Linked DNA regions of Homo sapiens: all the other regions are linked to region 2. A link is a loop called in an ENCODE intact Hi-C map of the cell type or tissue named here. Cell type or tissue: PC-9. All regions are shown on one strand. Region 1 has its middle 43 kb from the start of CHRNA9. Region 2 has its middle 31 kb from the start of NSUN7. Region 3 overlaps RBM47 (RNA binding motif protein 47). Region 4 overlaps RBM47 (RNA binding motif protein 47). Region 5 overlaps LINC02265 (long intergenic non-protein coding RNA 2265).

The links. Hi-C counts contacts between places; a loop is a spot of excess contacts. Peaks named below come from ENCODE experiments on the same cell type or tissue, not always from the same donor. Only the 100,000 strongest peaks of a DNase experiment are listed, where the experiment ranks them.
Region 1: it touches region 2 in a loop (17-fold over the local background); 3 of 110 quality-filtered maps call a loop at or near these places.
Region 3: a loop joins it to region 2, with 4 times the contacts of the local background. A loop is called at or near these places in 4 of 110 quality-filtered maps.
Region 4: it touches region 2 in a loop (5-fold over the local background); 15 of 110 quality-filtered maps call a loop at or near these places.
Region 5: it touches region 2 in a loop (6-fold over the local background); 13 of 110 quality-filtered maps call a loop at or near these places.

What each region holds. Positions count from the first base shown.
Region 1 is chr4:40,376,018-40,381,017 of GRCh38, forward strand. It overlaps the pseudogene RNU7-74P. Among named protein-coding and RNA genes, the nearest start is that of CHRNA9, 43 kb to the left of the region's middle. In PC-9, no CTCF peak of the experiment used is centred here; DNase peaks (open chromatin) are centred at 1,854 and 2,224; H3K27ac peaks cover 2,521 bases.
Region 2 is chr4:40,716,417-40,721,416 of GRCh38, forward strand. No RefSeq gene overlaps it. Among named protein-coding and RNA genes, the nearest start is that of NSUN7, 31 kb to the right of the region's middle. In PC-9, CTCF peaks have their summits at 2,860 and 3,062; DNase peaks (open chromatin) are centred at 2,315 and 2,765; H3K4me3 peaks cover 397 bases; H3K27ac peaks cover 1,479 bases.
Region 3 is chr4:40,575,199-40,580,198 of GRCh38, forward strand. All of the region lies in intron 1 of RBM47 (RNA binding motif protein 47), which reads right to left. Among named protein-coding and RNA genes, the nearest start is that of RBM47, 52 kb to the right of the region's middle. RefSeq lists enhancers at 1,941-2,110, 2,131-2,330. In PC-9, no CTCF peak of the experiment used is centred here; DNase peaks (open chromatin) are centred at 1,993 and 4,993; H3K4me3 peaks cover 775 bases; H3K27ac peaks cover 4,033 bases.
Region 4 is chr4:40,560,515-40,565,514 of GRCh38, forward strand. All of the region lies in intron 1 of RBM47 (RNA binding motif protein 47), which reads right to left. Among named protein-coding and RNA genes, the nearest start is that of MIR4802, 61 kb to the left of the region's middle. RefSeq lists enhancers at 922-1,422, 1,566-2,076, 4,422-4,998. In PC-9, no CTCF peak of the experiment used is centred here; DNase peaks (open chromatin) are centred at 1,517, 2,367, 3,057, 3,707 and 1 weaker place; H3K4me3 peaks cover 2,088 bases; H3K27ac peaks cover 5,000 bases.
Region 5 is chr4:40,314,733-40,319,732 of GRCh38, forward strand. All of the region lies in intron 2 of LINC02265 (long intergenic non-protein coding RNA 2265), which reads left to right. Among named protein-coding and RNA genes, the nearest start is that of LINC02265, 10 kb to the left of the region's middle. RefSeq lists enhancers at 1,842-2,680, 2,289-2,588. In PC-9, CTCF peaks have their summits at 2,550 (motif pointing left) and 2,750; DNase peaks (open chromatin) are centred at 399, 1,729 and 2,259; H3K4me3 peaks cover 1,601 bases; H3K27ac peaks cover 3,659 bases.

The DNA.
Region 1 (5,000 bases), 340 kb before region 2:
TTGTTGCCCAGGCTGGATTGTGCCCAGTGGCACAATCATGGCTCACTGCAGCCTCGACCTTTTGGGCTCAAGTGATCTTCCCACCTCAGCCCCCAAGTAGCTGAGACCACAGGCCTGTGCCACCATGCCCGGCTAATTTTTTTTGTAGAGATGGGGTTTCACTATGTTGCCTAGGCTGGTTATTATTATTACTTTTTTTTAGCACTTATCACCCATCTAACATACAATGTATTTTACTATTTGTTTTTCACTGTCTGCCTCTTGCACTAGAATGACTTTTCCAAGAGGGTGGGATTTGTGTCTGCTTTTTCACTGCAGATGTCCCAGGGTCTGAACAGTGTCTTGCACAAAGTACATAAAGTCTGCAAGTCAAAGAGAGAGGCCTCAGAGAAATGGACCCTTCTGAAACCTCGATTTCAGAACTGTGAAAAAACAAATATCTGTTGTTTAAGCCTGCCAGCGTGTGGTATTTTGTTATGGTAGCCAGAGCGAACCAATGCATTAGATTACACCATCGTCTCTCAAAAACCCTCCGTGGCTTCCCACTTCACTCCTTGTTAATGCTGAAGTTCTTTAATACATTCTTTGAACTTTTTTTTTGCATAAATGAATACATGATTTGACAGGCAAATGTAAATTTATTTAGTTATCAATGATGCAGACCATTTCTTCCAAAAATGTTTTAGTAATTTTACTCTAGGTTTTGTCTATTCATGTTCTTCAGTTATTTTAAAAGTTAGGGTCCAGGCCAGGCATGGTGGTTCACGCCTGTAATCCCAGCATTTTGGGAGACTGAGATAGGAGGATCGCTTGAGGCCTATAGTCAGAGATTAGCCTGGGCAGCCTAGTGAGACCCCATCTCTACAAAAAATGTAGAAAATTGGCCAAGCGTGGTGGCACGTGCCTGTTAATCTTCTTTGGGAGGCTGAGGCGGGAGCATTGCTTGAGTCCAGGAGCTCAGTTGTGCCACTGCACTCCAGCCTGGGCAGAGAGCAAGACCCTGTCTCTTAAAAAAAAAAAAAAAAGTTAGGGTCCAAAGATAATGCTTTCTCTATATTGCTACTGCCTCTCCTTAGAACATTACTAACTAGTATGAGTTATGTATTAAAAAGATTAAACCCTCTCTCTGCCATATTTTATAACATAATATTTTCAGTCTGTGGTTAGCCTTTTCATGATTTTTTACAACAAAATAATTTATATTTTTTATGTAGTTAAATTTACTGTGAGTACTTTTTCTGAGGTGAGGTTGGTCTTAAAACAGCAGCTTTCAATAATTGTGTCAATTTCCCAAGAAATCTCCCTGTATTTTATTTCCAGAGACTCCTCTGATGCTCATTCATCTGAAACTCACTCACTTGGGACAGGCGACAGTAAGCTGTTTTTCTATAAGGAGTGCAATTTATTTATTTATTTATTTTTAAATAATTTTTAGGGGGCTTTCTGTTAAAAACAGGAAAGTCTGCTAGACAAATTCTAAAGCAGCTGTAACACAAAGAGTGTGAGTTTTTATAGTGGTAACCACACATGGATTTTACCCTCATGAAATTGTAATTGTCAGCAAACAGTCATGTGCGTTTAGGATTTTTTTATTGGTGCCATCCGGGGCCCAGTCCCACTGGATTGGCCTTGGGTTACATGGCTGATGGTCTATCGCAGCAGCAATGTACAGGGCTGTCTAATTTCCTGTGCTGCCTCCCATCCATCCTCCTATGCCAGTCACCAAATTAGTAGCCTCCTCTACTCCAATCCCGCAGGGCCTCCTGGCCTCTGGCAACAAGATGAGGAAACTCAGGCACAAAAATGTTTAAGCAACGTTCTAAAATTTACATACTGAGTAAGAGAGCAATATTCAAAACATTTAAAACTAGCAAGATGTTTCTAGGAAACAGAATAGACACACACACATACACACAGCAAAAAGAAAAAAGCCTGACCAGTCAGAACAGACACCAGTATGAACTCTAACCAGTCAGAACAGAGGCCAGCTGTGAATGACCAGTATGGTCTCACTACCAAGAACAGGCTTTATTCCAGGAGCCTGGCAGCCTCTATTCTTGAATGCATCCCCCTATACTGTCTCATCACTAGACTTCACAGCAGAGAAGCCTGATAGCCAATTTCAAACTCTCCTGTGCCATTGAGGAACCTCTTCCTGTTCCTCCTAAGTCTTCCGCAAAGCTGAAATAAATGACTCACCACAGGTTGAAAGGTTGATACTCACCTCTGTGTATAGCAGAGTCATGAAGGTGAGAGGGAAGAGTGAAGCTGGGCACACAATGAAAAGATGCAGTGTTAGGGGCATTTAGGGTAATCCGTCACCTGGAGAAAAGTTATGAGAAGGCAAGACCAATCCACGAAGCAACCGGGAACCACCATTTATACAAGGAGTCACAGTAATTCAGCATTCCCCAAGAGCTTGAGAAATCTTTGTTAGGGGAATAGATTTCCGGCAAATATATAGAATGTGGTTTCAAGATATTATCATTATTATCATGTTATTAAAGGAATGGGTGAGCCTGGAAGAGTAAAATGTTAGGAATGCTTAGCACACACACATTGAAAAGACTGGGGAAGGTTTAAGAACATCATCTTCAGAGTCAGACAGACCTCTAGGTGTGGCTCTGACATTTACAAATTAAGTGACCCAAATCAAGCCTCCTCCCATAAATCTCCTTAATCTGTGCAATGGGTATAATAGTGGTGTCTACTCCCATAGGCTAGCTGTGAGGGCTAACAAGAGTAACATGTGTGTCCAGTGGCTGGGCACAGTGAATGGAATGTTCAGTCAATGTTGGGCACTGCTGCACAGAGCAATGACATCACTACCGTCATCATCATCATCATGATCTCTGAAGCATTCTTAAATGCCGAAAGATGTACTCACAAAATGAACCTTGCAGCAAGGTGGCCAAAAAGAAGCTTCCAGTGATCATCCCCTTGGCAGGAACACCAAATTGAACAGCTATCCACACAAAAAACTACCTTCATAAGAACCAAAAATCAGGTGAGCAATCATATGTTAAGGAAATCACATCATGTTAAGGAAAGAGGCACTGAAGAGGGTAGGAAAGACATTCTTGAATCACTTACACCACCCACCCCCATCCGCTGGCAGCAGCTGCTTGGTGCAGAGAATCTGTGCTTGGGGGAGGACAGTGCAGTGATTATGGGATGTTGCATTGGCACTCATTGCTGCCCTGTCACAGCAAAAAGAAACAAGGGGCAGAACTCTGCTGGTGCCCACAGGGGAGCATTTAGACGAGCCCTAGGCAGAGGCAAATCATCTATCCCAGTGGTAGGAACCTGAGCTCCAGCAAACCCTGCCACCCTGGGCTAAAGTGCCCTGGGGTCCTAAATAAACTTGCAGTGCAGGCCACAGGGACTGCAATTCCTGGGCAACTCCTCCTGCTGTGCAGGGCTTGGAGCCAGTGAAATTGGGATGCACATGACCTAGTGAGACACCAGCTGGGGCAGCCAAGGTAGCGCTTCCATCGCCCCTCCCCCAACCCCAGTAGCACATCTCACAGATTCAAGAGGGATCCTTCCCCTTGCTTGAGGAGAGGGGAGAGTAAAGAGGACTTCATCTTGCCAGTTGGATACCAGCTCAGCCACAGTCCAGTAGGACACCAGGCAGAGTCCTGAGGCCCCCATTCTAGGCCCTAGCCCCCGGACAACATTTCTAGACACACACTGGGCCAGAAGGGAACCCACTACCTTGAATGGAAGGACTCAGTTCTGGCAGAATTTATCACCTGCTGGCTACAGAGCCCTTGGGCCCTGAGTAATCAACAATGGTAGCCAGACAGGACTCATCACAGGCCTGGGGGAAGACTCAGAGACATTCTGGCTTCAGGTGAGACCCAGCTCATTCCCAACGTGTGGTGGCCACAGGGAGAGACCCCTTCTGCTTCAGGAAAGGAGAAGGAAATGTAAAAGTGACTTTGTCTTGAAGCTTAAGTACCAGCTCAGCCACAGTAGAATAGAGCACCAAGTAGGTGCTTCTAGGCCCCAGTTCCAGGCCTTGGCTCCTGGGTAGCACTTACAGACCTGCCTTGGGCCAAAGGGGAACCCACTGAACTGAAAGAAGAGACTCAGGACTGGCAGCATTCACCACAAGCTGCCTAAAGAACCCTTGGGCCAGCCGGGCATGGTGGCTCACGCCTGTAATCCCAGTACTTCGGGAGGCTGAGGCGGGCAAATCACCTGAGGTCGGGTGTTCGAGACCAGCCTGGCCAACATGGTGAAACCCTGTCTCTACTTAAAATACAAAAATGAGGTGGGCGTGGTGACGCAAGCCTGTACTTCCAGCTACTCAGGAGGCTGAGGCAGGAGAATTGCTTGAACCCGGGAGGCGGAGACCGCAGTGAGCCGAGATCACGCCACTACATTCCAGCCTAGGTGACAGAGCAAGACTCCATCTCAAAAAAAAAAAAAAAAAAAAAAAAAAGAACCCTTGGGCCTTGAGTGAACATTGGTGGTAGCCAGGCAGTACTTGCCATGGGTCTGGGGAGGCGGCAGCCATGGGGAGAGACTCCTCTGCTTGAGGAAAGGGAAGGGAAGAGTGAAAAGGACTTTGTCCTGTGGCTTGGTTACTACCTCAGCTGCAGTAGAATAGAGTACCAAGTAGATTCCTCAGGTTCCCAACTCCAGGCCTGGCTCTTAGATAGCACCTCTGGATCCATCTGGGGCCGAGGGGAACTCGCCACCTTGAAGGGAAGAACACAAGCCTTGCTGGATTTGCCATATTCTGATTGTAGAGCCCTTGGGCCTTGAGGAACAGAAGCAGTAGCCAGGCAGTGGTCACTGCGGGCCTTGGGCAAGACCCAGTGCTGTGCTGGCTTTGAGTCTGACCCAGCACAGCCCCAGTGGTGGTGGACATAGGGGCGCTTGTATCACACCTCCCCCGTCTCCAGGCAACTCAGCACAGAGAAAGAGACTCCATTTTTTTGGAGGAAGGTAAGAGAAGAGAACAAGAATGTCTGCCTAGTAATCCAGGA
Region 2 (5,000 bases):
GTTCTGAGCATGTTTAAGGTAGGCTAGGCTAAGCTATGATGTTTGGTAGTCAGGTGTATTAAATACATTTCAACTTAGGATATTTTCAACTTACAATGATTTTATTGGGATGTAACCCCATTATAAGTTGAGGAGATTTGTATATATCTCTAGCATTATTTGTAAATCAGTCAATCCCTGAGACGCAGTGTTTTCCCCACCACAATGTTCTAATCCAGCTCTACCGCACCCCAACTCTCCTCTACCTCACAGTTAAGATTTTTATATAACATTTGTCCTCATTCTCCTTTTCTACTGTTCTCCTCTTGTTCATGAAACATCTGGAACACCTCCTCTTCCCTCCTCTAAAGACTTCAATAACCAGAGGACCTATTGCCTCTTGGTTTCATTTTAAAAATCTCCTATATAAAGCAACCAATAAGTCCAATCTTACCTATTTCATGGTTTGGTTGGAGCCTAAAGTGAGGAAATGTCTGTGCAAGCACCTTGTGATCTGTAAAAAAGGTATACACACATTAGGGCCAGGCGCGGTGGCTCACACCTGTAATCCCAGCACTTTGGGAGGCCGAAGCAGGTGGATCACCTGAGGTCAGGAGTCCGAGACCAGCCTGATCAACATGGAGAAACCCCATCTCTACTAAAAATACAAAATTAGCTGGGCATGGTGGTGTGTGCGTGTAATCCCAGCTACTTGGGACGCTGAAACAGGAGAATCGCTTGAACCTGGGAGGCGGAGGTTGCGGTGAGTCAAATTCTCCTAGAAGAGAGAGATATATACATGCTAGAGATATATACAAATCACGCCATTACACTCCACCCTGGGCAACAAAGTGAAACTCCATCTCATTAAAAAAAAAAAAAAAAAAAAAAAAAAAAAGGTATACACACATTAGGAAGAGAGGGTTTGTAGAGAGGACATGGTGTGCTGAATATGAAGTTTAACCTTTAAAGAATTTCTAGTAGGCATTACACTATGAAAAAACAAAGGAAATTGGCCCATGACTGTGTTTATTACAATGCTGATAATCACATTGTTTGCTGAATGTTACTATAGTACTATATAACAAAATCTAAGCACTTTGCAAAGTCCTCTATAATTTCAGCCTATTTCTTACCAAATTCTCTTAAGAAGCCCAGGATCAAGTGAACAGCCTTATTTACAGCAATCAACCACAACATTTCAAACTTAAATCATTGCATTTTAGAGCTTAAAAAAGGGTTCTAAAGAACTTTAATAACATGGACATTGTCATGATTATTATAATAACTATTATTTGTTGAGTGCTGATTGTGTCCTAAGAATGATGCTAAGGGTTTCACATATATTATCTCACTAAAGCCTTAAAATAACACTAATTGTCACTTGCTTAAAGTCATCCAGCTAATACCTGAAATAGGTTTAAAACCCTAGTCTGCTTGACTCTCAAGACTGGAATCTTGTCCTCCCTCCCCATTTTTGCCGATGAGAAAATAGACAAGCCTAGAAAGATTATATGAGTTGTCCAACATCATACAGCTATTAAGTAGCAGAACCAGAACTAAAATCTAGGCCAGGCACAGAGGCTCATACCTGTAATCCCAGCACTATGGGAGGCTACAGTGCAAGGATTGCTTGAGTCTAGCAGTTTGAGACCACCATGGGCAACACAGTGAGACCCCCTCTCTACAAAAAATTAAAAAAATTAGCTAGGCATGGTGGCATGTGCCTGTAGTACCATAAAGTAAAAAAAAAAAAAAAAAAAAAAAAAAAGAAAAGAAAAAAAAAAAGAAAGACTACATCTCCTATTCTTAAGCCCAGATTCTCTCCTTTATATAACACAGCCTGTTGGAGAACTAAGCACAGGGCACAAAATTTATTCAGTACTTAACAAAAGAAACATAGAAATAAAAACCTGAACTTCACATTCAGAAAACTAGTGATTACTGATTTTTAGTCTATTTTGCAGTCAACAGCAAAATATATTCAGTAGCCAGGATGGGAATTGGGAAAGCAGCATTAAGGCATTAAATAGGGTACATATTCATGGATCCTGGTCCCAAACTCAGTGAAGTGAACCATGATCTGTGAAAGTGGTTAGTAATCAAATGTTCCTATGGCATAGATACAGTAGAGGAATCCATGGAAGAACATAGAAAGCCTTGGAGCTAAGAAGCATGAAAGATGATTTAAAGGGGAGAGAGCTGTCCTGGATTGTTCATGGAGCAGAAACAGTCTCCCCAGATCTCTCCAAAGGGCTCTTCCCATGCCTTTGCTTTGTACCTTTGAATCTCCTGCACCTGGATGGCAGGGGGCCAAGAGGCCAGGGGAGTGTCTCAGGCCTGGGTGTTTTCAGGGCTGACCTAAACGTTCATCTCTGGAAAGCAGCAGGTGCCTTGTCAATCTCCCTAAGCCCTAGGAGAATGTAGAACAATGGCCTCCTCAGTCCCAGCAGTCAGCGCCAGCTCTCCTCAAGGCTACCTCCCTTCCATTTAAGTCCCTTTTTATTGAAGTCAGTTGAATGCTCTCTTATCCGCATTAAAGGGGCTTGGGCTGCTTGAAGCTACAATTAGATTTTTATGCCACCTGGGCATAGAAGGCTCACTTCATTTCCAATGTCTCACCATTTCAGTAGGTTTTTATTTTGAAGTTCACAATTAATTTTTGGTCAGCAAAGTATGAGATGAAAGGAAAACTAGACTGGTACACAAAATACTACCTGTGTTACACAGGGAGTCCAGGGCAAAAGACATTGTGACTCCTAACCAATCGTGAGAGGTATGCTCACAAGTGTATCAGCTCAAACCACTGTAATTGTTCCTACAACTCCCCTTGCTGGCCAATGTGAAGAGCGACACAAGAAAAATGAACACTTCTCAGTCTGTTACCTCTTCATCTTCCCTCATATCCAAATACCCCAAGAATGGAAAAAACAAGGGGGAAATGGTAAGGAAAAAAACCTAGCGTGAGGGGACTAAAATGGATAGCCTTTGTTTTCTCTGTTTTTGAGGGGCAGGGGGGTGTCAGCTATTCCAGTGGGAAATGCAATGAGATAATTATTTTGCTGAAGAAAAATGCCCTCCCCGGTGTAAAAACTGCATGCTATTCACCTTCATATACCTCATAAGAAATAACAGAAGTTACGTGGGCAAGAGTTATACCCAAAGCACCAGGGAGTCTAGATTTGTCAAAGCCATGACCTCTAGCTAATCACAGGGTAGTAGGAGAAAGTGAATTATATTTGTTAAATCTGGCAGTAATCATGATGAATTGCAAATTCCGAGTATCATCAATTTGGTTATCTCACTGAAATGACATTTTTAATTCAGTAGGAAAATTCCTGTTACATATATTTATTGAGAAATTAAAACATGACACTATACCCGATTCATTTAAATCTGATGGAAAGGTGACATCGGGAATATAGTCTATTAAATACACAAATTTCTGACAGGAACGTGCATTAGAGTGTTTTGGGAGACATAAGTAGCTATCAGCTATAAAAACTCATTGTCACTTGAAATTAGAGTAATAGTTCCTGTGCCCTGGAGCCTCATAACAGCAGATTTGTTCTTTCGTGTAGTTCTCCCATTATTAGTAGCCTCATCACTAGGTCACCTTCTGATCAAACCTTATGAACAAATTCTGTATAATCCAGAAGTGATTTTCCTCCCATTGGTTAAACTACTCTGAGAAAATAAGCTTCTTTGAAAGCCATTTTGAGGTTTTGCATTAACTCTGAAATTCCCTATTTAGTTAGTACTTTATGCTTTTCTAATAATTCATAAAATAATGTCCTCATGGCAATTATGTTTGGTGTTGATGAGCCAGAGTGATTGTATTACAGAATATCCATGATTTTTCATTGGATATTCTGTTAGCTATGATAATCCATGATTATTCATTGGACATTCAGTTAGCTAATGCAGAGGAAAAGATTTTCAAGTATCAGATCATTCCAATAAATTTTAAAAGTCTGCCTATCCTTGTTTCTGCTCATTGATCTTGCGTGTCTAACAATTATTCTGAGTTCTCTCAATGATGCTGGACATCGACATCTTTCAGGCATGACATCTAAAACAAGGACAATGATGTGGTGTTTGATGGTCAGGCCAAGCTAGAACATTGTGCAAGACTGAGGGGCTTGCAGTTGGATGCCACATTCTAAAAGGGACGTTGCCAAATGGGAGGGCCAAGTTGCAAAAATGAGGCCAGGATAGTAAGGGGACTCAAAGCATGTGATACCAGGAAAACGTGACTCCTCTGCCTTCTTGCATATCACCTTCTCCCACCTTCACCTCCTTCCCTTTACAGTTTAAGTTCCATGGTCCATTACTGCAACTACTCTTTTGCAAAAAACTCTGTCATCCTTGCTGCGTTTCATTCTTCCATTACAGGTGCCAGGCAAAAAGACCGACTCCAGATCAAACCACCTATCCGTTTCTCTGCTAAGATCCCCAGGCTGCTGACTTTGCAAGAAGAAATCTTACAAATGTACACATCAATTGCACTGTAAACTAATAGTCTCCATCCTTAACTGGTTCCTCAAAACGACATGGTAGTCATTTAGTATTTTCCTAGGTGGCTCTCTCTCCTTTGCACAGTGCTTCACAGAATTCAACGTTTTCACTTTCCTCAAAATCTGACGCCTGCCTTCCTCCCCAACAGAGAAGATAATGCTATTAAGGAACTCCTTCACCTTCTCACCCTAACCAGTGGTATGAGTAAATGCCTGATAACTGGCTCTCCAGATGTCAGGGTATGGGGAAGTACTGATGTATAGTATTTACTAATTTCCATGATGTAAATATCCCCACTGTGGCTGAATTCCAGCTGTTAATGTGAGGTTAACCAATTAGCAAAATTGCTGAAAATTTAACAATTGGCTCCTGTGAGCTTGTAGGAGCTGGTTCCAGCACCCACTGCATACAACTCAGAAACTTAAATGGATCCAAGGCATCCTATCCTCCTTCCCACATCTGTTACAATAGGAGAGAGGTCTCTCCTATTCTCCTCCTATCTA
Region 3 (5,000 bases), 140 kb before region 2:
AGAAACACTGAACAGACACTGTAATTCACAAAGGGAATGTTATTAATACAGCTACCTATAAAGAAATACCAAGGAAGCTGGGCGTGGTGGCTCACACCTATAATCCCAGCTTTTTGGCTGATTCAGGCGGATCACCTGAGGTCAGGAGTTCGAGACCAGCCTGATCAACATGGAGAAACCCGGTCTCTACTTAAAAATACAAAATTAGCCAGGAGTGGTGGCGGGCCCCTTTAATCCCAGCTACTCAGGAGGCTGAGGCAGGAAAGTCGCTTGAACCTGGGAGGCAGCGGTTGCGGTGAGTCGAGATCGTGCCACTGCACTCCAGCCTGGGCAACAAGAGCGAAACTCCATCTCAAAAAAAAAAAAAAAACTACCAAGGAATAGCTACCTATAAAGAAGTCTCCCCAAGTTAACTGAATACTTAAAATTTGAATACTTAATGGTTTTGTCCTTAATCCCCGTTGGACCACTTTGATAAGGGCTACTGTGTGTCTGAGTGACCAACCCATGCCAGTTTGCCCAGGACTGTCCTGGTTTTAGCACTGAAAGGACAAATGAAGCCATTCTGTCCGCCAAGAGTACAGTGATATTTGGTCATCTGGAATTTTCTCTCTTTTGAAGAGAAACCTCAGATTCCTTCATGGTTTCCTCTGTGCTTGTTCTCACACATTACCAAGCTCCTGAGGCCTGGCTCCAGCAGGGAGAGAAAGGGTCTGATCTCAGAGGTGCTCTCTGATCCAGAGGAAGCCCAGAAGAAATGGGGGCCTGCCAGTGCTGGTGGCCAGGAGGGCATTGTTAATAGCTCATCTGGTTCTGTCGCCACCCAAGGCAGGGTTCTCCTTTGGATCGGACACTGGGGAAGTGTTCCTTCCCTGCAGGCTCACATAGCTTGCTAAGAGGCATCTTTCCTCACCTCCTCCTGGGGCAGTGCCCCAGGCAATGGAATGCATTCCTTGAGAAAGGATCCCTTACATGCTTTCCCTTATCTTTCCCAGATTATGCCCTTTCTTCAGCCTATTTCTTTTTTTCTTTCTCTTTTCTGTTTTTTTTTTTTTTTTGGGGGGGGGCGGAGACAGGGTCTCCCCCTGTCACCCACAATCATATTTATGCCTGATCAATTTTTTAAAAAAATTTTTTTGTAGAGATGGGGTCTTGCTATGTCGCCCAGGCTGGTCTTGAACTCCTAGCCTGAGCAACATAGCAACAGCCACCATGCCTGGCCTCCAAGCCTATTTCTTACAAAGGTGAAACTTTCTAACTACTACCTAGCCCCTGTGATCAACTTACATAACATATATGAAAGCATTTTGGAAACTGTAAAATATCAGACAAACGTAACATACTAACATCACAATGAGAAATCATTTGTCATTTTTCTTTTTTAAAAGAGACAGGGTCTCACTCTATCGCCCAGGCTGGAGTGCAGTGGCATGATCATGGATGGCTCACTGCAGCCTCAAACTTCTGGCCTCAAGTGATCCTCTTGCCTGAGCCCCTCAGGGTGCTGGGATTACAGGTGCAAGCTCAGCTCATTTCTATTTTTGAAGTTAGCAACTGAGGGTTGTTTCACTTTCTAGATACTTTAAATTCCCGTGTGGCAGGCACTGTTGTAAACACTTTGCATGTGTTATCTCATATAATATTCACAGAAATCCTGATGATGATGATGATGATACCCATTTTATAGATGAAGAAACTGAGATAGGATGACATTAAATAACTTTCCCAGGGTCACAGAGCTGGTGGAGCTGAGTGATTAGATTCAGACAGGCTGGCTCCAAAGTCCATGCTGAATGCTACCTGTGACTCAAGCCAGGAGAAAAAAAGGAGTTGCTCAAATAAAGCGTCCCTGGCAGTAACGAATCATTAACTTTCAGCCCACTCCAAGGAATGGGTGGCCTGAGGGTCACGTGCTAAAGAGGAAACCCTGAGTGAGTCAATCATGAACACATGACTGTTCTTAGTTCCTTATAGGTTTGCTTCCTCAAATAGCCTTCCTGGAGTGCTGAGCCAAGAGATGGATTGGGACCAGTTTCAGTTCTGGGAAAGGGGCTGAACCCCATCTAGCCAATGCCTGCACCCACGCTTCAGCTCTGTGCATGCTGGTGGCCGAATCTAACACAGGCCACAGGGACTTCCTCAAACTGGGAAATGCCTGCTCATGTTGTCAAGAGTCCTCAGCAACAGCTTGTTTGCCGACTAAACAAGGCTGCCACCTCACACAGGCAGCCTCAGAAAGATCAGGGAGTTAATAGTTACATGAAGACAGCTCAGAGAACAGCTCAAGTGACAGTCCAGACAAATGCAGATCGTATAATGGGTACCTGGTTAGATTCTGTTTAAAAAAAAAAAAAAGGATGTTCCTCTCTGCTATTTATTCCCTGTTCCAATTTTTTTAAAAATCCTGTTTTCCCTTTCCTGATCCTCCCTTATGGTATCTCATACTTAAAAAAAAAAAAAGTCTGGGATAAGCTGATAGTCACAAAGAAACAGGAATGCAACAAACCAGAAACCCAAAGCCCCAAATCTCTGCCTTATCACAGACCGTTTAAAACTCTGGAGTTTTTTCCTACTTCAGCACATATCTCAAGATTAGATAAATGTGGTACCATTGTGTTACTCCCTGGTGAAGAAACCAACAAACTGTCCAATAAAAATTACAGGAAGCTAGGAGCGGTGGTGCGTGCGTGTAGTCCCAGCTACTCAGGGGGCTGAGATGGGAAGATGGCTTGAGCCTAGGAGGTCAAGGCCAGCCTAGACAACACAGCAAGACCTCTTCTCTTAAAAAAAGAAAAAAAGAATTATAGGAGGTCACTGTTTTGGACTAAACTTCTGCAACTAGGGCCCAATAGACCAGACTGAAAATCAAAATGGAGTCACCCAGGCTAAAGTTCCACATCACAAAACAGAAACTAAGTTGTTGTCTGACCTTCTCAGTAATCAGGACGAAGAAATAACACCAAATTTCTTAAATGGGCCAGTTTCAAATCTTTAATTGGCATAATGAAACTCCCTGCTTTAATCCTTAAAGTAATCTGATGTTATTTTTCTGTTGTTCTGTCTCCTGTTGTCCCATTCCTTACAAAAAAAGTATCTTTGAAACAATTAATATACTTTAAGTTCTTTCCTTCTACTTTATAAAGCCAAGCTCTTCTGCTCGGCTGACTGGAACCCTTTTCCTATAATATGGAAGGAAGTGTTGCCCGATTCTAGAAACTCAAATAAAAGCAATTGAGAACTTTAAACTAAATTTGTTGCAATTTTGTCTTTTGACACATAGGATTTTCCTCCTGACACTTATAGACAATTGTAGAATAAATGGCCTCCCTCTGCCTCCATTTTCTACTTCCATTCATTTTCAGTGTTCTTAGCTTTTTCTTTCTACATGCCCACCACTTAGATTTCATTGTTCTTCCATCTGAAAGCTTTGCTTATGGCCTTTTCTATCATTTTCTCTTCTACCTTAACTTCTAGAGTTATTATGTTACCTAGGACAAGAGATATGACTTCTCACTGCCTCAGTTCCTCATCTGTAAATGGTGCTGTGTAGCAGGGCCTGCTGTAAGGGCTAAGGGGTAACGCACACAAAGTGCTTGGCACAATGCTACACACAGTAGGTGCTCAAAATGTGATAGCAAGCTGGGCACGATGGCTCACGCCTGTAATTCCAGCACTTTGGGAGGCCAGGGAGGGCAGATCACTTGAGGTCAGGAGTTCAAGACCAGCCTGGGCAATATGGTGAAACCCCATCTCCACTAAAATAACAAAAAATTAGCCAGACATGGTGGCGTGCACTTGTACTCCCAGCTACTCAGGAGGCTGAGGCAGAAGAATCACTTGAACCTGGGAGGCGGAGGCTACAGTGAGCCAAGATCATGCCACTGCACTCCAGCCTGGGCAACAGAGCGAGACTCTATCTTAAATTAAAAAAAAAAAAAATGCAGCCAGGCACGGTGGCTCACGCTTGTAATCCCAGCACTTTGGGAGGCCAAGACTGGCGGATCACGAGGTCAGGAGACTGAGACCATCCTGGCTAACACACTGAAACCCCATCTCTACTAAAAATACAAAAAATTAGCTGGGCATGGTGGCACGCGCCTGTAGTCCCAGCTACTCAGGAGGCTGAGGCAGGAGAACCACTTGAACCCGGGAGGTGGAGGTTGTAGTGAGTCGAGATCATGCCACTATACTCCAGCCTGGGTGACAGAGCGAGACCCTGTCTCAGAAAAAAAAAAAAAAAAAATGCAATAGCAAAGAAACAAATTGGATGGGAATAACTAGTTCAGATTCTCTAGGTAAAACTCTATAACTTTAAGGGTAATTATTTAAAAGTTATTAAAATTATAAAAAATAAGATCTGACTTAAGTGGGAACTAGATTACCTATTTTAGGGAGATGATATGAAGAAAATTTACCCATCTTATGGAGGTGGTTCAAATCAGAGCACTTCTCCATACACGAGTCAATCTACATTCCCAAGAAGCTCTGAAGCATTTTTCTCTGTGGGTCTTTGCTGGAGTTATTACATTGAGAAAGTAAACTTTAGGGTAATTTTTTTTTTTTTTTTGAGACTAGGTCTCACTCTGTCACCCAGGCTGGACTGCAGTGGCACAATCACAGCTCACTGCAACCTCTGCCTCCCTGGCTCAAGGGATCCTCCTACCTCAGTCTCCCATGTAGAGGTGACCACAGGTGCACACTACCATGCCTGTCTATTTTTTTAAATTATTTTTTATTTTTGTAGAGACAGGGTCTCGCCTTGTTGCCCAGGCTGGTCTTGAACTCCTGGGCTCAAGGGATCTTCCTGCCTTGACCTCCCAAAGTGCTGGGATTACAGGAGTGAGCCACCGCTTCCGGCCTACTTTTAGAGGATTTATAAATTCGAATTGGTCTAAGTTCCAACATGCCAAATATCCTGGACCTCTCACCAGTAAAAAATTTTCCTTCAGTTGAACTTGGTTTAGTTAGCAAAGTCAAATGAGTCCACTTCATGGATATTT
Region 4 (5,000 bases), 160 kb before region 2:
TCCCGGCAGTGCCAGCCTTTGGTCACTTGCCAGTCCAGGGGAAGCCAGGAGGTGACCTCCCCGACCCTCTCCTGCCTAGTCATACATTCGAAGTTTTCATCTATTTTGTATGATGCAGCCATCTATGCCCTCTTTGACTGCTGACCACCATAACTAAAAAGTTGCTGCTAGGCTGGGCGTGGTGGCTCATGCCTGTAATCCCAGCACTTTGGGAGGCCAAGGCAGGTGGATTACGAGGTCAGGAGTTCAAGACCAGCCTGGCCAAAATGGTGAAACCCCGTTTCTACTAAAAATACAAAAAATTACCCAGGCATGGTGGCAGGCGCCTGTAATCCCAGCTACTCAGGAGGCTGAGGCAGGAGAATCACTTGCACACAGAAGTGGAGGTTGCAGTGAGCCGAGAACGCGCCACTGCACTTCAGCCTGGGCAAAAAGTAAGACTCCTTCTCGGAAAAAAAAAAAAAAAAGTTGCTGCTATTCCCTTTTCTCTCACTATTTCCCACATTCTTAGCACTGCCTACGTGTCAGGAACTGCATTAAAGGAGACTATGTGTCTGGTTTTTTACCTCCCAACAATCAAGCCTGGTAAGGAACTGTTAAACCCACTTTCAGTAAAGAAGACTGAGGTCCAGAGAGATTATCTTATTATAAAGTGCCCAAGAGGCAGGATGGGACTTAAATCTTAGCCTTTCTGGGACTATTTTTCCATTGTCTTTTTTTTTTTTTTTTTTTTTGAGACGGAGTTTCACTTTTGTTGCCCAGACTGGAGTGCAATGGTGCAATCTCGGCTCACTGCGACCACCGCTTCCTGGGTTCAAGCGATTCTCCGGCCTCAGCATCATAAGTAGCTCGGATTACAGGCATGCACCATTACGCCTAGCTAATTTTTGTATTTTCAGTAGAGATGGGATGTTGACCAGGCTGGTCTCGAACTCCTGACCTCAGGTGATCCACCTGCCTTGCCCTACCAAAGTGCTGGGATTACAGGCATAAGCCACTGTGCCCAACTTCTTTTTTGCTTCTTCTTTTCTTTTTTTTTTCTTTTTTTTTTTTGAGACAGGGTCTTGCTCTGTCACCCAGGCTTGAGTACGGTGGTGCAATCTCAGCTCACTGCAACCTCCACCTCCTGGGCTCAGGTGATCCTCCCACCTCAGCCTCCTGAGTAGCTGGAATTACAGGCTTGCACCACCATGCCCAGCTAATTTTTGTATTTTTTGCAGAGATGGGGTTTCGTTATGTTGCGCAAGCTGGTCTCGAACTCCTGCGCTCAAGCAATCCACCCATCTGGGCCTCCCTAAGTGCTGGGATTACAGGTGTGAGCCACCTCGCCTGGCCTCCGTTGTCTTAATGTAAGATATCCTTTTACTAGATCAGAAATCTCTGTCCTTCTCTCATTCATTTATTCATTCAGCCAGTCAGTTAACATTCATTAGAGGTCCACAATGCAAGGTCCCCTCAATGACTCAATGACTTGAAACCTGTTTCTCAAATAGCCCATGTGACTACTTACTCATTTTAAAAAGCTATTATTAAATCAATTGCATGTTTTACAATCAGTACCCCATGGTTACAATCCAGGAAACATACCCCCAAGTGATAATCTGCAAAATCCACTAGATTTAAAGATATGCAAAGTTAACAGAAAGAGACCACCTGGTCTGCTGGACTCTAAGACTAGCAGGAGGGGTGGGTAATCAGGCTGTAGGATTAACACGATCAAAGAAAAATGTGTCTCTCAGAAGGAGTGGTCCTCTTTTGGAAGCCTGGAAAAAAGAGGACAGGTGAAAGTTGATCATGCCCACTGAAGCACAGACCAGGAGAGGGACTTCAGAAGGCTTCCGGTCCCAAAGACAAGATCATTCTACTGTGAAATACACTGAGGTTGCATCAGACTAAGGAGGCGGGTGTCATTACATTTTAGACCCCTTCTCCTCCCACTTCTCCCTATTTTTTTTTTTTTTTTTTTTTGAGACAGTCTCACTCTTGTGTCACCCAGGCTAGAGTGCACTGGTGCGACCTCGGCTCACTGCAACCTCTGCCTCCGGGGTTCAAGCAATTATCCTGACTCAGTCTCCCAAATAATTGGGATTACAGGTGCGCGCCACCACGCCCGGCTAATTTTTGTATTTTTAGTAGAGACGAGGTTTCACCATGTTAGCCAGGCTGTTCTCTAGCTCCTGACCTCAAGTGACCTGCCCACCTCGGCCTCCCAAAGCATTAGGATTACAGGCGTGAGCCACCGTGCCCAGCCGAAATATTTCCTTTCTGTTTCTGACTACTATTCCCTAGAAGCAAAAACTTGTTTCATTGATAATATATAGCTGCTCAGGAGCTGCATCATTTTTTAGAAGCGACAGCAACAATAAAGAATTCCCTCGAGGGGATGAGTCATTAGGTGAGCATTATGCTCCAAAAAGCTGTACCCCCAAAAGGGTCAAGTACAATGACAAAGCAGGGTAAACAGGCTACTAAAAATATCCAAAATGACGGGACCCATGTGTTGTATTAAACTGGCATTTGTTAGCCCTTGCTAAAAATTAAAAGTATATTTTAGCAATCCCAGCTACTCAGGAGGCTGAGGCAGGAGAATCACTTGAATCTGGGAGGCAGAGGTTGCAGTGAGCCGAGATGGCGCCACTGCACTCCAGTCTGGGCGACAGAGCAAGACTCCATCTCAAAATAAATAAATAAATAAATAAAATACCTTTTTTAAAAAGAGTATATTTTAGCATGGTTGATTACTTCAGGGTTGTTGACCATTCAATTAGGCTAGCTCCACAGAAATCTGTTTTGCTTCCTAAATAGCACTGAAACAATGAACACTTTAATGCCATCATGCTTTCTTTTCTTTCCTTTTCCCCATCTTTAAAAAAATGATTAAATGGCTGTAGAAGCGGTAAAATCAAACTCTGTGCTTGTATTATACTGCAGGATGACCCATGGCCCGCATTCTTAGAATTGTGCCCTCTTAAAACCGCAAAATACCTTAGATATCAGCTAGTTGATCTAGATAAGAAACCTGAGATTCAGAGAGAAAGGTGACTTTCCCAAGGTCACACAGTGGTCAGTTGGGGGCCCCAAAGGAAGGCCTTTCCCACTGCACACATGGTTAATACTCACAGAGGGTGGTGTCCACTAAGCAGAGCCTGGGTTTACTTCCCCATGTGCTAAGCTTGCTTACCTCACCCAGAGGGGTAATCAACACCCCTTTCCGTGTGGCTGTGTTACCAAAGCTACTTCTTGAAATTAAGACAAAAGAGCACAAAACTGCAGTGGTAGGGCCCTAGGTACACCCTTCAGGAAGGCACATTTACAATGGCAATTGCCCAATGTATTTGAAAGTTATGAAAAATATATTTTATGATAGTCTCTAAAAAGCTAAGCAAAAATGTAAAAAAGAAAGCTATGAAAAATAGCCCAGGTGTGCTGGCTCACACCTTGTAATCCCGGCACTTTGGGAGGCCAAGGCAGAATTGCTTGAGCCCAGGAGTTCAAGACCAGCCTGGGCAACATAGCAAGACACTATCTCTATTCATATAATGTAAAAAACAATTTTTTTAATTATGAAAAATACAAGGTGTAGAGGTCACCACCTTCCATGGAAGCATAGACCACAGTCTAGCTTCCCATATTGCAGTGAGGTGTGACCACTGACTATGCTCTGGCCAGTGGATGCAGAGGAAGTGGTGTGTGTCATCATGATGTGACGTGGTCCTGCCCATAAAAATCTACCACACGTTCTCCTCTGGGCTCTTTCCTCTTCTGGCTGACTGGGATGGCAATGCCCAGGCAACCTTGGCCATCATATGATAAAAATGGCAAAGCAGCTGCCAGTCTGGATCTCCAAATGAGTTTATGAAGGTGAGCTACCCCCGAACCTGCACACACACATACCCAGGAAAGCTGCACACCCAGGAAAGCTACTTAAGTAAAAAATAAATTTCTACTGGGTAAGCCAGTGACATTTGGAGGTCTTTATGTTACAGCCACCTAGCCTATCCTAAGGAATACATGGGGAATCTCCAAAGATTAGGAGAAGTATGGCTTTAAAGCAGGAGAAATAAACAGCACAGGCAACACATCTGTTGGTTTATCATCAAACATGAAGCAATAGGAAGGAATCAATAGAATTTGGAGAAGAGTAAAACATACTCATTTAGTCCTTTTAGAATACAAAAAAATCACTGTCTAGCTTTAAGAAAAGTTTATTTATGAGTTACTTTTTGAGACACAGAAAGCCTTTTTCAAAGAGAGGATATTAGAAATGATATTCAAGACCTCAGGCCCTACCGAAAATTTATTTTTTTGCTCAAGTTAATAGAAACCATTCTAAAAGTAAACACCAGTCTTGTGGTCCTCTGAGGCCCGAGGATCCTCAGTGGGAGGAAGGGGCAGAAGCAGGAGTGGCGGAGCTTCTGAGCAAGGGCCCCAGAGGCTGAAGGCCTAGAAGGAGGGCTCTCTTGTGTGTGTCTTGAATAGGTCCGGAAGTGAACGTGGGGACTGAGCAGGGCCTAAGGAAACACTCTATCCAGTCACCTCAGCCTTGGTGAGAACACAAAGAGAATTTCTCCTTGTCTGCAGATGCAACCTTCTTCATTCTGTACTTTATCAAGGGAGGCAATGAATTCAACTAAGCTTCCACAGTGTTTCTGATTTGATCCCAAATGGCATTTTCATTAATGAGCTGTGAAGTTATTTTCTCATTCATTCTGAACTCCCCCAGTGATGTTAAGCAGTACTCAGCATGACACTTGATACTACACAGCAGTGTGGTTAAGAGCAGGGGAGCCTCAAGGGCACCAACATGCATCTGCTAGCCAACCTTGGTGCTGGAGCTGGGTCCTTGATGCCTCTGCTGGGCTGGATATTAACCCTTTAGTTGCTGGCTCATGAGCAGGTCCTTGGGTTCCTGGGGAAGGGGCAAGGGAGGCCTGGCCGGTGGTGGTGGACACATAGGAGGCTTCAAGCAGCAGCTCTCCACTAAGAGGCACAGAGGGACT
Region 5 (5,000 bases), 400 kb before region 2:
GGTGAACAATACTCTTCTTTGTTTAGATCTATGTATATTTGTGAGGAGTCTCTTCCTGCGACGACAACCTTACATTGACAATTAAAATATGCTGAATTTAAAATCAGACCTCAGAGTAACTGTAATACAAGATGTTAAACCAATATTTTAAAATATAATGAAGCATATTCAGTCACATTGTGCTTGTCAAAAAGAGCAAAATTCTTTTATTATATTGTATACAATTGTTATTATATAAATAAATAATTTAATATATTTATTTCATCTTTAATTCAAAATGGATATTCACTAAGATATCCTTTTTGGTGTCTGTCCTGTGAGATGAACAATAATTTAGTCATGTCACTTAACGATGTGGACATTTTGTGAGAAATGCATTGTTAGGTGATTTCATCATCATGTGGACATCATAAAGTGTACTTACGCAAACCTAAATGGTATAGCCTTTGCTCCTAGGCTATCAACTTGTACAGTATGTGATCTTACTGAATATTGTAGGCAGTTATAACACAATGGTTACACAGTATATGGGATCACAGTATATGTGGCCACTTCGCGTTGACTGAAATGTTTTGTAGCACGTGACTCTATTTTATAAAGTCATATATATGTATGTAATCTATAAATTTAAAAAATACATAAATAGGGGAGCATGCTCAAAATTTGAATCAGTAAATGGAGAGATCAGAAAAGTTTGGAGACCTCTGGGTTAGAATATAACACTAATTCCAGCCAGATAAGGCAGTTACCTTTGCCATCATCTGTTCCCTTCCAGTAAAGGTGTGGTGTGGATGGAACAGTATAGATTCAGACCCATTGCTAGGGACCCCAGCTCACTGCATATGTGTCCAGTGCATTAAGAGGTTTTGTCTAGGGCAAATAAGTGATAATACATCATCTAATGGAATATTCTGCAAATTCTAAAAAGAATGGATCAATTTGAATTGATATGGAAAGATGTCTGAGATACAATAAGTCAAAAAAGCAAGTGATAGAACAATGTACAGTGTCAAATAGACAAATCATACACATGTGCTGTGTATTCACAGAAACAGGGGCTACCTGTAGAGAGTGGAGAAGGAAATTTGTTTTTAATGTACTGTTTAATAAAAAAAAACATAAACATGTATTTGTTCAATATTTAAAAAGTTTTGAAATGTTTATCCTCTTTGAAACTCCTTTTATGATGTTATCCTGGAGAAATAAAGATATAATAACTATTTTGTATTAAGTTGATCATTGTGACATTATAATGGTGAAAAATTAGAAATAACCTAAACATCTAGCATTTAGAGAATGATTAATATTGGGAAAATGAACTGTAATATAATGCGGTCTTTTAAAAATCAAGTTTCTGAAAATTTCACCAGATGGAGAAATACTGACAATATGCTAATTAAATTCACTATTAATCTTGATGTAAAATCTGTGTTAATCTCCATGATGTTAAAAATGCATAGAAAAATAAAAAGCCTAGAAGAAAATATTCCCAAATGACAACAGAAGTTGCCTCTGGTAGTGAGATTACAGGAGATTCTTTATTTTCTGAACCTTTGTATTTTCATATTCTTTTCACTTTTTTTCTGCAGTAAGCATGCATTATTTTGTAATGTGAAAGAAAAAGAAAGTAAAATACTGAGAAAATTATGACGTGCATTCCTGGCATGAGTCAGGAGCTGAATTTTCATGTTTAAATTAGTTTCAGAAACACAGGAGTGGTTTCTAGGCAACCTGCTTGGGAAATTATGTTCATTTCCATTGTTGCTGGAGTGTGCGTGAGTGTCTGAAAGAAAATGTAAGAGACGAACCTTTGCAAAAGCAGACTCCTGCTAAGGAAAAATAAGCTTTGCCACCCAGTTTTGGTCATGGGGACTTGAGTTACTGTGACCTCAGAGGCCCCTAGGGGCCTGATCATTTTTTTTCTTTCTTTTTTCCTCCATCTTTTCTTTTCTTTTCTTTCTTTCTTCCTTCCTTTTTCTTTGCTTGCTTTTTTTTTTTTCAAATGAGTGATTGATTTTAATGAGGATTGCTATAGGATGCTATAGGATGCTATAGGAATGTCTAATGTACAGTACATTAGACATTCAAGCCTCTGCATAAGGTGTGGGAAACTGAGAGGGGAGAGAGAATCAAGCAAAAACCCCCACTCTGTGCCTCTGCTGAGAATCCAGGGCTGTAATTGAGGCCGTTGCAAGGCTTTACAAGACGGATTGTAGCTCAGGATGTGAAAAGATTGCCTCATCATCATGTGAGTCATTTACCATTATTATAGACAATCCTGCTGTGCCAAAGGGCTTTTAATCAGAAGGAAACACTGAAAAATGGAATCAGGGCTAAGAAACGCTTGGCCCAGCCTGATGGGCTGTGGAGGATGGTCTGAGTTAAGAATATTTTTTAGCCTCAAGGGAGATGCGTTCTTCACTAAGCGTTTGCAGAAGGTGCAGAAGGTATTGTTCTCAGCCCACGGTGTGTGTTTTGTTGACCTTGACTGCGTTTTTCAGCAAGAAGGAAAGGCTATTTGCCTGATAAATGGAATCGGAGCTCAGCGTCTCGCTCCTAGGCCCCCTAGTGGTTGTCTTTTGCAATTAAAAAAATGAAGTGACGTGAGGTCAACAGCAGGCTCTTTGGGTAACGATCGCAGGTGACTAGAGTGTGCTGCCTTTGACGCTGGCTCCCCCAGACTTCATCAAAGCTCAGGGGAGAAGCCTTGAAAATCAGGAGCTCCAGAGGGACAGACGCATTTCCTCACAGAACGCGGGACAGGAAGGCAGGAACCTTCCGTTGTGGATGGTGAAGAGCTTGTTCTGTCTTCAAACTTCTGAACCAATGTCCTGCATTCCATGTATGTGGCTCATGGTTCTGACCACTGCTGCTTTAAAATGACAGACCTCTGGGCCGGGCACGGTGGCTCACGCCTGTCTGTAATCCCAGCACTTTGGGAGGCCGAGGCGGGCAGATTACGAGGTCAGGAGATCGAGACCATCCTGGCTAACACGGTGAAACCCCTGTCTCTACTAAAAATACAAAAAAAAAAAAAAAAAAAAAAAAAAAAAAAAAAATTAGCCGGGCTTGGTGGCGGGCGCCTGTAGTTCCAGTCCCAGCTACTCCGGAGGCTGAGGCAGTAGAATTGCTTGAATCCAGGAGGCGAAGCTTGCAGTGAGCCGAGATCGTGCCACTGCACTCCAGCCTGGATGACAGAGTGAGACTCCATCTCTCACACACACAAAAAACAAAACAAAACAAACAAACAAACAAACAAACAAAAAGACAGACCCCTGGAAGGTAAATGAAGAGAGGGACCAACAGTGACTGCCCCTCCTTCTCTGGCAGCTCTTGAGGGCAGGCCCTTCTCTTTTCATCTTGTACTCCAGGGCTTATCAAAAGGGCTTAGTATAAGTAGACTCCACAGATGCTTGTGGTCTGAATGATATGTGGAGCCCAGTGGGGTAGATAATATTATTCCTTTCACCCATGAGGAAACTGAGGTGCAAAGAAGATTTTTTAAAAATGCCTGAGATCTCTCACTAATAAATGACAGAACAGAAACTCCAGTCCCAAATCCCAAAGGCTTTTTTTCTACCAAGATGCACCCCCACGCCTCCACCATGCACTCCATCTTGCTGGTCCAGTCCGTCAAGTGAGAGCCTCGTTTTTGGTCTCTGCCTCCTATGGATCAGTCCACCCTGGAGGCACAACCTTCTTTCCCTTCTCTGAACTTCTGGTTCAGACCTCTCATTTGGCAGCGAGTCACGCCTTTAAGGAATAGTTGGCAGGGTGCAGTGGCTCACGCCTATAATCCCAGCACTGTGGGAGGCTGATGTGGGCAAATCGCTTGAGCTTAGGAGTTCGGGACTAGCCCGGGCAACATGGTGAAATCCCTGTCTCTACTAAAAATAAAAAAAAAAAGTAGCTGGATGTGGTGGCGGTGCCTGTGGTCCCAGCTCTCTGGAGGCCGAGGTGGGAGGATCGCTTGAGTCCAGGAGGCAGAGGTTGCAATGACCTGAGATTGCACCATTGCACTCCAGTGGGTGACAAAGCAAGACCCTGTCAAAAAAAAAAAAAAAAAGAGTCAGGTGCAGTGGCTCACGCCTGTAATCCCAGCACTTTGGGAGGCCAAGGCAGGTGGATCTCCTGAGGTCAGGAATTTGAGACCAGCCTGGCCAACATGGTGAAACCCCGTCTCTACCAAAAATACAAAAAAATTAGCCGGACCTGGTGGCAGGCGCCTGTAATCCCAGCTACTTGGGAGGCTGAGGCAGGAGAATCTTTTGAACCCGGGAGATGGAGGTTGCAGTGAGCCGAGACTGTGCCATTGAACTCCAGCCTGGGGAACAAGAGTGAGACTTCTCTCAAAAAAAAAAAAAAAATAGTCTTCTTGCTTGCATTACTTATTTAACTTTTATTGTTATTCAGCTTTTCTTAGAAATTTGTCTTTTTCCTCTAAATATTCCATAATCACCTTGAAGGATGAGATGATGTGTAGTTAATTCTTGTGAACTCTCTGCCCAGCATTCAGTAAATATTTGCAGTATGAGTGGATTTTGCAGCACTATTCTGATCAAAACTCACCTCTCAGTGCCTGTTTCTACTGGGAAACTAGGAAATATTTTTTTTGTTTTGTTTTGTGTTGTTTGAGACAGAGTCTCGCTCTGTCACCCAGGCTGGAGTGCAGTGGCCAGATCTTGGCTCACTGCAACTTCTGCATCCCGGGTTCAAGCGATTTTCCTGCCTCAGCTTCCCAAGTAGCCGGGACTACAGGCGCCCACCACCATGCCAGGCTGATGTTTGTATTTTTAGTAGAGATGGGGTTTCACCATTTTGGCCAGGCTGGTCTCGAACTCCTGACCTTGTGATCCACCCACCTTAGCCTCCCAAAGTGCTGGGATTACAGGTGTGAGCCACCATGACCAGCTGGAAGTGGTTTTAATATTTATCTTAAAACATGTATTCTCATCAAAAAGGTGATCCACTCCCCTCTGCTGAGGGGCTTACAACCTAAG